Linked DNA regions of Homo sapiens: region 2 is linked to region 1. The links are chromatin contacts, found by Hi-C or POLR2A ChIA-PET in ENCODE. All regions are on one chromosome and are shown on one strand. The core of a region is the stretch at or near the end of the contact, and the rest is flanking DNA. Distances in the headings are between cores, read along the strand shown. Region 1 has its middle 25 kb from the start of PITRM1. Region 2 holds the start of PFKP (phosphofructokinase, platelet).

Region 1 (5,631 bases), core at 1,482-3,981:
CAGGGAAACAGGGAACAATGAACTGATTAACTCCACTTCTACCCTCTTACTGTTTTTTCTATTTGTCCTCACTGAAATTTGTTACTCTGTCCTCTGACTGGAGGCCCTGGTGGCTCCTGGGCTGGGCTGGGGCCCCCTGTGTGCACAGACCCCTTTGGGAAATGGAGTGGAAACCTGAGAGTTTGTGTCCTGAAGAGTCAGATGGAAGCTCAGGAGCCAGCAGACACTGAGCACCTGTCTTTGTCACCACACAGGGCTCTGCCCATCACAGGAGACACTCAGGGGCTCAGGTTCCAGAACTTTCCCCCGCTGGCCTCAGGCCGGGGGAGCAGCTCCCCTTCACCCATCGAGAAGGCCTGTGCAGGCTCTAGTGTCCGGGAGAAGGGCCATGTCTGCCTCACTTCCATCTTCCCAGGAGGTCCTTCTGAAAAAAATGTCACTATCACCCCTGTTTCTATTTCAGCTTCCCGTTGTTTTTCTCAGTTCATTGGAATACGGGCCTAGAATTTCCATCTCAGCATGGTCTCTCTCGTATTCTCCCACTTGCTGGCGGTCTTCCAAGAGCCATCCCAGCAAACGCTGGGGCATTTTTGTCCAGTTATGCCACCAGCCCACCACGGGGACCGAGCCTGGACCTTTGGATCAGAGCTTTATTGGTGAGGCCAACGCAGAGGTGGGTGATTCATCATGGATTACCAGGGTGGGCTTTGGAGCCAGGGCCCTGGGTGTAAGTTCAGCTCTACTTCTTAAAGCTGTAGGACCCGGGCAGGTCCCTTGGGGGCCCTGTGACTCTGTTTCTTCTTCTACAAAACGACAATGTTCACGGAAGAGCTCCTGGCTCAAGCGTTATCAAGATTCATGAGTACATACAGGTAAAGCACCCAGCACAGAGTATCATATAAATGCTTGTTGCTATGAATATCATCCTATTCCCTGGTGGTGTTTGGGGAACCTCTTTTCCCTTCTCTCCCGGGTAGATTCGCCTGCAGTGAGTGGGAGTTCTGTGGCTCCTGGGGTCATCGGCTGAGTCCCTCTCCGGCTTCTCCTTCCTGACTGTGAATTGCTGTGTGGCCACGCTTGGGTGTGTCTCTCTCCATTCTCTGTTGCTCGTGGCAGCTGTCGCTTTGGAGTCATGATTCCAGTTGGAACTGAGAAGCAAATACTGCCCACCTGGCCATGGACACTGGCTGCCCGTTCAGAAGCTGTCCAGCCACCAGCAGCTGCCCTCTGAACGACTGCCTTCTAGAATGTCTAGTTTGCCAAACATCAATTTGTTAAAATTACAGGTTTATTGTTTCTTTGAAACCAACTTACCCCACATCAGGCCACAAACTGAATATGTAATTCCAGGGTACTGAGCCTGGCTGGTGTTGACGCTGCTTCACTTTCTTGTTTTCTTTTTTCTTTTCTTTTTCTTTTTCTTTTTTTTTTTTTTGAGATGGAGTCTCACTCTGTCACCCAGGCTGGAGTGCAGTGGCACGATCTCAGCTCACTGCAGCCTCTGCCTCCCAGGGTTCAAGCAATTCTCATGCCTCAGCCTCCCAAGTAGCTGGGACTACAGGCGCCCGCCACCACATTCGGCCAAGTTTTGTATTTTTAGCAGAGATGGGGTTTCACCATGTTGGCCAGGGTGGTCTTGAACTCCTGACCTCAGGTGATCCGCCCATCTCGGTCTCCCAAAGTGCTGGGATTACTGGTGTGAACCACTGCGCCCGGCCAACATTTCACTTTCTAAAGCCACATTTTTAAGGTACGCAGCCCACGCTTCATGCCGGGCCTGGGAGGGGGTTCCTGGTTGTAAACCTGTCTCTGACCTCCCAGCTGGCTCAGAGATGTCCCCAACCCAGAGTCCAGAGGACAGCCCACTTTGGGGAGGAAGCTCGCTTGGGGTCCTGGGTGTAAAGCCAGCCAAAGCAACACCACATTTCTGGCCTTGGCTGGAAAAGGGCAGCTGAGAGCATCACCCCTGTCTGCCGGCCACGGTCTTCTCTCTCCTCTCAGAAACGGGTCTTGGATCTCTTCAGATCGTGTGTCCATCAGGCTAGACTGGGAACCAGTTTTCAGTTGTAGCCTTTCTAAAGAGGCGTCACTATTGTTTCTGTTTCTATTTCAGCTTTCTATCACGTTCCCTCAGTCCAGGGAGACCTGGGCATGGAATTCCCATCTCAGCTCGGCCTCTGCCGTGGTCTGCAACTTGCTGGCGGTCTCCCAAGAGTCATCCCAGCAAACGTGGGGGCTCTTTTGTCCTGTTATGTGAATGGCCACCACGGGGAACATTCCCGCCCACTGGGGCCTGTGGGGGCTGTGTTCACCCCGGGGTGGGGAGGGGGGTCTGGCCCTGCAGGTGGGTCCTCAGGCCCCAGGCAGGGGTGTCCTTGGATGAGCTGTCCTGCTGGGGGGCCATGCAGAGCTGCCGAGGAGAAGGAACAGGCAATGAGGCCGAGGCCAGGGGCGTCCCCTCGCTTCCTTCCAAGGCTTCCTTCCGGGACCTCTCATCTTGGAGGCTGCTTTTTCTTTTGGTTCATTTCATCTGGATTTTACCAAGGAGAAAAATGCACTGGGGGAAGCAAGGAGTTACAGGCCGAGGGCTGAGTGGTTTGCTTTAGTCCTGCACACCCCAGACACCCCGGCCGCTTTCCCAGCAGTCCAGGAATTAATTCCAGGAATGCTCTGCGTCCCAGCCTCCTGCAGCGGGACTCTCTGTCCGCTGCTTCCAGCCGAAGGCCACCGGAGGGCAGCAGAGGCCTGGCTGAACCGGGCCGGGCGCTGCCGAGACTCTGGGAACGTCTCCCACTCAGTCTCCCTCGTTCTACAGCTGGTAGCAGGCAGGTGCTGCTGGTTCCTTCCATCAGGAGGGAGTGACCGCTGACCATTGCGTTACCACATGGAGCAGCGAAAGGAGACGTCCCCATCAGGTCTTCCAGCAACGGCAGCTCAGAATTTTCACTGGGATCTCTCAAAAATGCATTCATTTAAGGGATAGCTGTCTGTTTGTGGATTTCTTAGGGTTGAGTCATTACACGAGGCTTATCAGGGACAGGGATCAGTGCTTCGGTGTCACTGGTGAAAAGAAGCTCATAAAACAACTTTCGGGATTAGCTCATTCGCCAGTGATTGCGACTGTGGCAAACCACACTGCCCCCAGCACGGCGGGTGTCAATTATGTGACACAGACTCTAAAACGAGGTGATGTTAAAGAGGCTTCATAAAATTGTCTTGTATACAACTCCCAGAATATTACTTAGGAATATAGTTCCACTGAGTGCAAATGCAGTCAATATTTATTTGAAAATGTGAAAATCTAGCCAATTGGATATATGCAGGTGATTGAGATAATTCAAACTTTAATGTCTTTTTGAATATTGCATTCTCTTGTTTATTCTTTGGCATTTAAACCAGTCTGAAGCTCAGCTGATTCTCATGATTTAGGATTGGAATGCCCAGTGTTTCAGGTGAATCGTGTTTAGGGCTAATTTGGGCTCTGAGAAGGGCCCATTCGTTACTTAAGAAGTGCTTGGTTGTCTTAGCCAGCTCGGGCCGTGACAAAATACCGAAGACTGAGTGACTTCAGCAGCAAACAGGGATTCCTCACAGTTCTGGAGACTGAAGTCTAAGGTCAAGGCACCGGCAGATTCACTTGCTGATGAGGGCCTTTTCCTGGTTGAGAGAGGGCACCTTCTCACTGTATCCTCACATGGGGGTGGGGGAGAGAGAGAGAGGAGAGACAGAGAGAGGAGAGGGAGAGAGAGAGAGCTCTGCCCCCTTCCTCTTCTTTTTACAGCGCTGGTCCCATCGTGGGGCCCCAAGTCATAGCTTCATCCAACCCTCATTGTCTCCCCAAGTTCCTGCCTCTAAATACTGCCATATGAGGGGCTTGGGCTTTGACATGAATTTTTGGGGTGAACACAAGCATTCAATGCATGCCCAAGGGGACACTGGTGGTCATGTGATGGCCGAATTGTGTCTCCCAGGAAATCCTACATGGAAGCCCCAACCCCTGGGACCTCAGATTATGACTGTATTTGGAGATAGGGTCTTTAAAGAGGTAATTAATGTAAAATGAGGCCATCAGGGTAGTCTCTAAACCACAGGGTTGATGTCCTGATAAGAGGAGGAGATTCGGATGCAGGTGCACACAGAGGGACGACCCTGTGAGGACACAGGGAGAAGACGCCGTCTGCAAGCCATGGAGAGGACTCAGGATGAACTGGCCCTGCCCACACCATCATCTCAGACTTGCAGCCTCTAGGACTGTGAGAAATACCTTGCTGGGAGTTAAACCCCCAGTCTGTGGTGCTTTGTGGCGACAGCCCTCGTGCACAGAGACACCAGGCTGGGGAAGCGTGGCTCAGCCTTGAAGAAGCAGCAGAGAGATCACACAGATGGAGACAGATGTGGGGAAGGGATCCAGCCACTGGCCTCAGCTTTTCTGCACCCCCTTAGCTCCTGCTGACCTGGAGGTCTCTCCCAGCCTGGGTTTAGTTTTAGTAGAAATCGGGGCAGCTTTCTCACACATTCAGGCAGAACAAACACAGAACAGACGGTCACGTGCACGGATGTCATGGGGCAAACTGAAGCACAAACACACACGGGCCTCACCTGCCCAGCGCAGCCCCAGGGTCCCCAGTCTGGTTAGGGTCCCTGGCTGGTTAGGGTCCCTAGCTGCTTAGGGTCTCCTCCACTGTCAGGGCAGGTGAGGCCCATTTGTGTGTCTGGGCCGGGACCAGAGTGAGAATTCAGGTTGTGGTGTCAGCAGGCGAACAGGGAGGTGAGGAGGGCAGCTTGCAGGGACCAGCAGGTAAGGCAGAAGAGGAACTTCAGACACAGAGAAGTAAATGAGGAAGCAAATCGCAGCACACAGAGGCATCTGCGGGGCTCGTTTCTGGAAGGCTGAGGATGGAGGAGTATGTGTGTGGTCTCAACCATGCGTCAGGAAACCCACTGAGTCAAAGCTGCTCGCCCTGGCTCAGGTGCTGCTGGCTGCTCCTGGCTGCCTTACAGCCTTCTAAGAGCCCGCTGGAAACTCTCCAGACCTGGCGGCAAGCAGGTCCCTAGGTGTCAGGACTCATGGCTGCAGGCTTATTCCCTAGGCTCAAGGCCACCATCCTGCGAATGAGGCAAACGATTGGAGCCCTGTCCCATCTGATCATAACTGATGCTTGCAAGTCTTATAAAACAAGTAAAAACTGAGCACTTACTGTGTGCCGGGTGGTCTGTTTGGGGTTGAAAGCATCCACATGAACAAGACATCCTTCATCAGCCAGAAGGGTGGATTCTTTTGGAGGGAAGGGGTGCCAGGTAGCTGGTTGTGCAGGGGATCCTTGTAGATGGCCAAGACATAAAGCCCACCTTTCCAGGAAGCCAGACGCATTGCTCCTGGCGTAGTGCTCGGCCCAGCTGTCGAACTTGCCCTGCTCATTACTGAGGACTCTGACTATATTGGTCTGCTCTCACGCTGCTAATAAAGACATACTGGAGACTGGGTAATTTATAAAGGAAAGAGCTTTAATGGACTCGCAATTCCACAGGGCTGGGGCGGCCTCAAAATCATGGTGGAAGAGCAAGGGACGTCTTACATGGCAGCAGGCAAGAGAGAGCTTGTGTAGGGGAACTCCCCTTTATAAAACCATC
Region 2 (5,631 bases), core at 1-2,500, 130 kb before region 1:
TGAGCACTGAAGGAACCCGGGTCCCATAAGCCCGTGCTTCTATGGGGGCTGCCCCCTCTCCCATCGCAGGGTAACTGGCACCAGGCTGTTAAGCTGTGGATGGGCAACCGCACAGTGCATTGGATGTGAGTATTTCAGTACGTGGAGCTGGCCAGTGGAGCCGGCCGAGGTCAGGCAGAGCGTACAGCAGCGCGCGTGTCCGTGGGGAGGGAGGGTCCTCCCGCCTCCCCGCCTCCCCGCCAGGCCAGTCCTGTTGCGCCTCCTCCTGCCCCACTCTGACTTTCCAGCGCCCAGGCCGGGGCGCCGCCAGGGCGTCTCTGAGGGTCGCGCCCCGATACCTTCCTCCACCCCACGGCTTCTTCCCCCCAAGGGCGGGGCTGGGGGCCCAGGAGCACCACAGCCCCCATGGGCCCGGGAAATGGCAGCTTCGTCATGGCCCAGCCCGCCACGCTCACCTTTTCCCACCACCTGGAGGATCCACTCTCCGTCCGTCCTTCCCGACCTCAGGCTGCAGAGGAAACCTGGGGGCGGGGGTCGAGGAAGCCGAGCCCCGAGGCTCCCAGCGCCGCCCCAGGAGGAATCTTGCGGGCCACTAGAAGCTGTGCGCGCGGCCGGGCTCGGCCCCCACAACGGCCCGAGCGGCCGGGCCTGCCGCGAGCCTCCGCGTCCAGGTGGGGTCTCCGCGCCCCCATTCCACCCCTCCCCGCCATCGGCGCTCCCCGCAACTGCGGGGTTTCCACCCGCCCCGGCGCTCGCGCCCACTCACGGTCTCCCTCGCCCCCCCGGGAGATGCTCCCGGCGTTCTATCCCGCCCCGCCCTGGCGCGCCCCGCAAACGATGTGACCCCGGCCCCCTGCGGTCTCCCCTCCTCCGGACGCTGCCCCTGCCCCACCTGTGGCGCTCCCGTCATCTCTAGAGCCCCCAACCAGAGTCCTCCAGCCCACCCGCGAGGCTCGCGCACCTGCGATGCGGCCCCACTAGCAGGGACCCGCCCACCTGTGGCGCTACCCCTGCCTCTGCCGCCTCCCGCACCGCTAGCGCGGCCCCCACCTACGACGACCCCCGCGTAGATGCTCCTGCCCACACCCGCCCCAGCCCCGGCCCCTGCCCCTAGCCGCGCCCGCGCCCCCTCCCCCGCAGCCCCTCCCATACGCTCGGGCCCCGCCCGTCACCGCCCATTGGCGCTGGGGCCGGGCGGGGGCGCGGGCGGGGCGGCGGTTCCGAGTCAGGCGCGCGCGGGCAGGGTCCCCATTGCCTGCTGCGCACCCGGACGTGCGGCTCCCCTCGGCCTCCTCGCCATGGACGCGGACGACTCCCGGGCCCCCAAGGGCTCCTTGCGGAAGTTCCTGGAGCACCTCTCCGGGGCCGGCAAGGCCATCGGCGTGCTGACCAGCGGCGGGGATGCTCAAGGTGCGCGCCCCCCTCCCGGCGGCGAGGGAGGGACGGACGGACGGAGCTGGGGAGAACCGGGCGAAGGCGATGGGGTGACCGGAGAGAAGAGGGGGGAAGCGATGGGGGGGACCCGGGGAAAGGTGGCGAAGCGATGGGGAGAACCGGGGAGAAGAGCGGGGAAGCGATGGGGAGAACCGGGAAGAAGCCCGCGCCCGGAAGCGGCAGGGGTACCTGCGGGGCGGCATGAGCCGGCGAGGCAGCCCCGGGGTCCTTGCCCGGTGGGGCGGGGGAGGAAGGGACATGGCGGTAGGAACCTCCATCCGGAAGATCAGTGAGTTTTCCACCTTCGGTTTTGTTTTAAATGGAACCTGGCAGAGGGAGTCGCCTGAAGCGCCCTCGGGGGTCGTTCTGCCTCTGAGCTGTAGGACGGGGCCGGGCGTCCCCTCCGAAGCGTGGGTACAGCGCGATCACTTCCTAAGTGCCCCCCCGCCCCCCAACTCCGCCGCACGCCACCCCCTAGAATGTCGAGGAAGAAACGGCTGGGTCCCCGCGCGCCTCCTGTCGCCTCGTGCCCTGCGCGGCGTGGGCGGGGTCCTGGCTGCTGCAATGCGGGACGCGGCGGGGGTGCGCGGGGTTCCCGCCTGGCGTCTCCAGGGCGGTCCGGCAGCCCCTCGCGTTTCCGCTGGGAGATTTTTAAAAAGGGTTTCCTGCGCTCGCATGTGCTGTCGCCTTCCGGCTCGTGACAAAAACGAAAACCAAAATGGGTCCCAGGCCCTCCCCGCCAGCCTCCGCAGACGGGAAGGATCAGGAAGCGGGGACTCCGGGATGTCAGCGGCGCCGCGGCGCGGGCTCCGGGCTTCCCTGCCCTGCAATGTGGAAGCTGCTCTCTAGGAGGGGCCCGAGGCTGGGCCCACGGACGCGGGCGCGCCGGGAGGATATTTAACATTGAAGAGCGGAAGGTGGCGGAGACTCGGCGCGCCCCAGGCCCCGGGTGCACGTGGGGGCGCCGGTGCCCGGATGATGGAGTGTCCCGATCCGTGCAATCCCTGGCGGGTAGATCGGCGCTTCCCAGGCGAACGCAACCTGGGAGCCTTAGCGATCGCGCAGGCTGGAGACGCGGCGCGCCCCGAGCTGGGTTTTGATTTTTGTTTTCCCGGTTCCTCCTGCCGCAGATGCGTGGAAAGGCCCGGATGGCGGATTTCCTCCCGTTTCGGGGCCGCGCACTGCACAGGGTTGGAGCGGGGATGCACCCCCTGCCCACTGCGCGGGTGACCTTCCCTTCGCCCTTGAGCGCGCGGGGCGGGCGCGGGTGCCGCAGGTTGAGGCGCTGTGGGCGCCGCCCCGCCCGCCACGAGCGCCTACGTGATGCCCGGCCCGTCGTCTCCACGAGCCCCGGCCCCGACACCCGTGCGCCGCGCGCTCCCCAGGCCCGCAGCGCAGCCTCCCCAGGCCCAGCGCCCCCCGCGGGAGACCCGGGTGGCAGCGCCAGGCCCCGCCCCGCAGCCCGCCCTGCAGCGCCCCCGGGAAGTGCTCTGGCGTTAGCATTCCAGTAAAAGGACCCCAGCATCAACGTTCTTCCTGCAGGGCTGGGTTCTCAGAGAAAGAAAACGTGATGCAGCAGAGGATGGGATTGAAGAAACAGGAGAGTGAAGTGGAAATAGCCTGGCCCGCGTGACTTAAACCGGCCCGGAGATGTGCGGGTACGAATGGAGCCGCCTTGGGGTCGGGATAGGACCCAGAGTGGCTTCTCAGTCAAAGGCCTTCAGAAGCAGAGGGAGCACCTTGAGTGACCTTACCTGGGCCGCGAAAGACAAGAAACCTTTGGCACAGGAAGAGGAACTGATCTCTGGAAGCCACCAGGGCGGGTGGAAAGTCAGGGTTTCAAGGTTATTTTGGAATTTAGGTGCTGTGGGCCTTGTACGGTGGCTCATGCTTGTCATCCCAGTGCTTTGGGAGGCCGAGGCAGGAGGCTCGCTTGAGCCGAGGAGTTCCAGAGCATCCTGGGCAACATAGTGAGACTCTGTGTCTACAAAAAAAAAGAAAGAAAAAAAATTAAGATACTGCATGTATTGGAAAATATTTATGGGTCATTCCTTTGAGCTCCATGTCCAAAAGCTTGCTAAAATGCGCGGGAGTTTGTGTACAGGCATGTGAGATTAGGATACATTGGCAGAATCGCGGTGTTCTCTGTTACCCTGGTTTTGCCACCTGGGAGGAGTTAGACATATTGAAGGTTAGTAAGTCCACGCCTCTTCTTTTCTGGGGAAAATGATACTTTGGAAACCAATATTATGTGGGGAACGCGGCTTGGTTGCTGCAACCTCGGGTTAATAGGAGACAGCTGCCCTCAGCTCTGCAGGTGGCATCAAATATGGTGGCCTCGAGCCCACATGGGTCACACCTGGGCTGTCCCTGGGGAAGCCCGCCATGGCGGGTCGCCTGGGCACTCTTTCCCTGGCAGAGCTGAAGTCACAATTTTTTTGTAGACTCTGTAAAGAGCTTTACCCTTCGGTGATACGATCTTGAACCTGTTGGAGCATTTGGACGCATTTCTTTTAAGGAAGTTCACCTCCAGATGTACTCAGAGGGCCTGGTCTTAGCTGCCACAGATTTACAAACCCTTACAGTAAGTAGGTTATTCCTCGAGAATATCTCAGTGTCCCCATTCTTTTACCATTTTATTCTGATTCTATGTTAGTACTTGATTTTCCCTGACATAGAAGACTATTGCTTGTAGCTAGAGATGAGAGAACATATTCACATTCACGTATTAATTTCAGGGGAATTTTCTGTCAGATGTGAAATTATGGTAAAATTCCGTATATTAAGATGATCATAGCTACCATTTGTTGAAAACATTTTGTATTCTAAGAGCTTTACACTTCTTATCTCCAAGCCTAAATACATGATCCCAAGAGAGGCGTGTCCTCATTTTGGAAGTGGGGAGAAAGACTCAGAAAGAAAAGTAAGTTAGGTAAGGGCATGAGGTGCATACGTGATTGTGATAGGAGCAAAACAGATCTTAATTCCAAATATTGTACTCTCCCGTAGACCACGAAGAGTACTTATGTCTGGCTGTGTCACCCAGGCCAGAGTGTAGTGGTGCCATCATAGCTCACTGCAGCCTCAAACTCCTGGGCTCAAGTGATCCTCCTGCCTCAACCTTCTGAGTAGCTGGGAAGACAGGAATGCACCATCATGACCAGCTAATTATTATTATTATTATTATTATTATTTTTGTAGAGACAGGATCTCACTATGCTGCCGAGACTGGCCTTGAACTCCTGGCCTCCTGTAGTGATCCTCCTGCCTTGGCCTCCCAAAGAGCTGGGACTACAGACATGAGCCATTGTGTCAGGCCTCCACCATCTCCACCATGTTTTTCAGGGACCTTTCTTGGTGAAGCTGCTTTATCTAGTTAATGCTCAAAAGTGAGCAAAACCCGATTTGCCCAAAATTACACAGATATTCTTTGGGTGGCTTTGTTAGGGGAACGGAAAATGCCTTTTTATAGTGATAGGAGTCCAGGTGGCAAGAACGATATTATGTGATGGGCTGCTTTTTCTTCTCTCAGTAGAGTGTATATTATTTAATTATAAGATACAATTGAAAATCTCTTTCTCTTTTCTATATTCCCGACTCCCCGGGCCTTGAATGAAGAAAGTATTTCTCAGGCTGTTTTTGTTTGTTTGTTTGTTTGTTTTTTCTACTTGCTTGGATATCTTCTGTCTCAGGCTGTTTTTTTTTTTTTTTTTTTTTTCTTTCTCTTCTTCTGCCTCTTTATGTATCTTCTGTTGTCCCAAGACATGTCTGGAAACTTAAATTGATTTTCACTCAATCTGAAATAAGCTCCATAACTCTGAATGGCGGACTTACCATGACTAAGTCCCCACTGCCACAGAACACTGTGCCACACACCAAGAGTGACTCATTGTCTTAGTCACAGGTTGTGGCTTCTGAAGGTCCTGGTGCCTGGTGGAGCTGAGTGTACTGGGAAGTCCAGGTGCATCCTTAGGGTAGGCTGCATGTGAAAGCTGCGTCCTTTTTGCCTGTGGTGAGGTGAATATCAATACAGTATTTATAGAAAGTCCACATAAATTGAGTAAGTACAAACCTTTCCAATCCTAGTGAGAATAACTAGCATTAATGACTCTTTGTTATGTGGCAGGGCCTCAGTGATCCTGGGCAATGACTTATCCCTATTTTACACATGAGCAAGGGGCGCCTGAGTTGCACCAC

The links. Hi-C counts contacts between places; a loop is a spot of excess contacts on that map. ChIA-PET counts read pairs that join two places held with the same protein, here RNA polymerase II (POLR2A). Pooled maps may share reads with other maps.
Region 2: a loop to region 1 is called in a pooled map, with 2.5 times the contacts of the local background. The contact joins the promoter of PFKP here to the enhancer-like site in region 1. A Hi-C loop is called at or near these places in 5 of 50 pooled maps. POLR2A ChIA-PET finds 5 or more read pairs at or near these places in 4 of 52 experiments (BJ, K562, Panc1 and 1 more).

Annotation. Positions count from the first base shown.
Region 1 is chr10:3,194,806-3,200,436 of GRCh38, forward strand. No RefSeq gene overlaps it. Among named protein-coding and RNA genes, the nearest start is that of PITRM1, 25 kb to the left of the region's middle. Within about 2 kb of position 2,732, at least 7 of the 41 ENCODE cell types and tissues checked have a DNase peak (open chromatin) inside an H3K27ac peak, as active enhancers do.
Region 2 is chr10:3,066,298-3,071,928 of GRCh38, forward strand. PFKP (phosphofructokinase, platelet) reads left to right here and starts at 1,251. Exons shown (of 22, transcript NM_002627.5): 1 at 1,251-1,410. The coding sequence starts at 1,299. It overlaps LOC124902536 (wiskott-Aldrich syndrome protein family member 1-like), which reads left to right and starts at 273. Exons shown (of 1, transcript XM_047426132.1): 1 at 273-1,051. The coding sequence starts at 406. The coding sequence ends at 843. It overlaps PFKP-DT (PFKP divergent transcript), which reads right to left and starts at 636. Exons shown (of 4, transcript NR_160681.1): 1 at 456-636. RefSeq lists silencers at 980-1,079, 1,090-1,489, 1,910-2,089, 2,503-2,683, 2,770-2,969 and an enhancer at 2,290-2,359.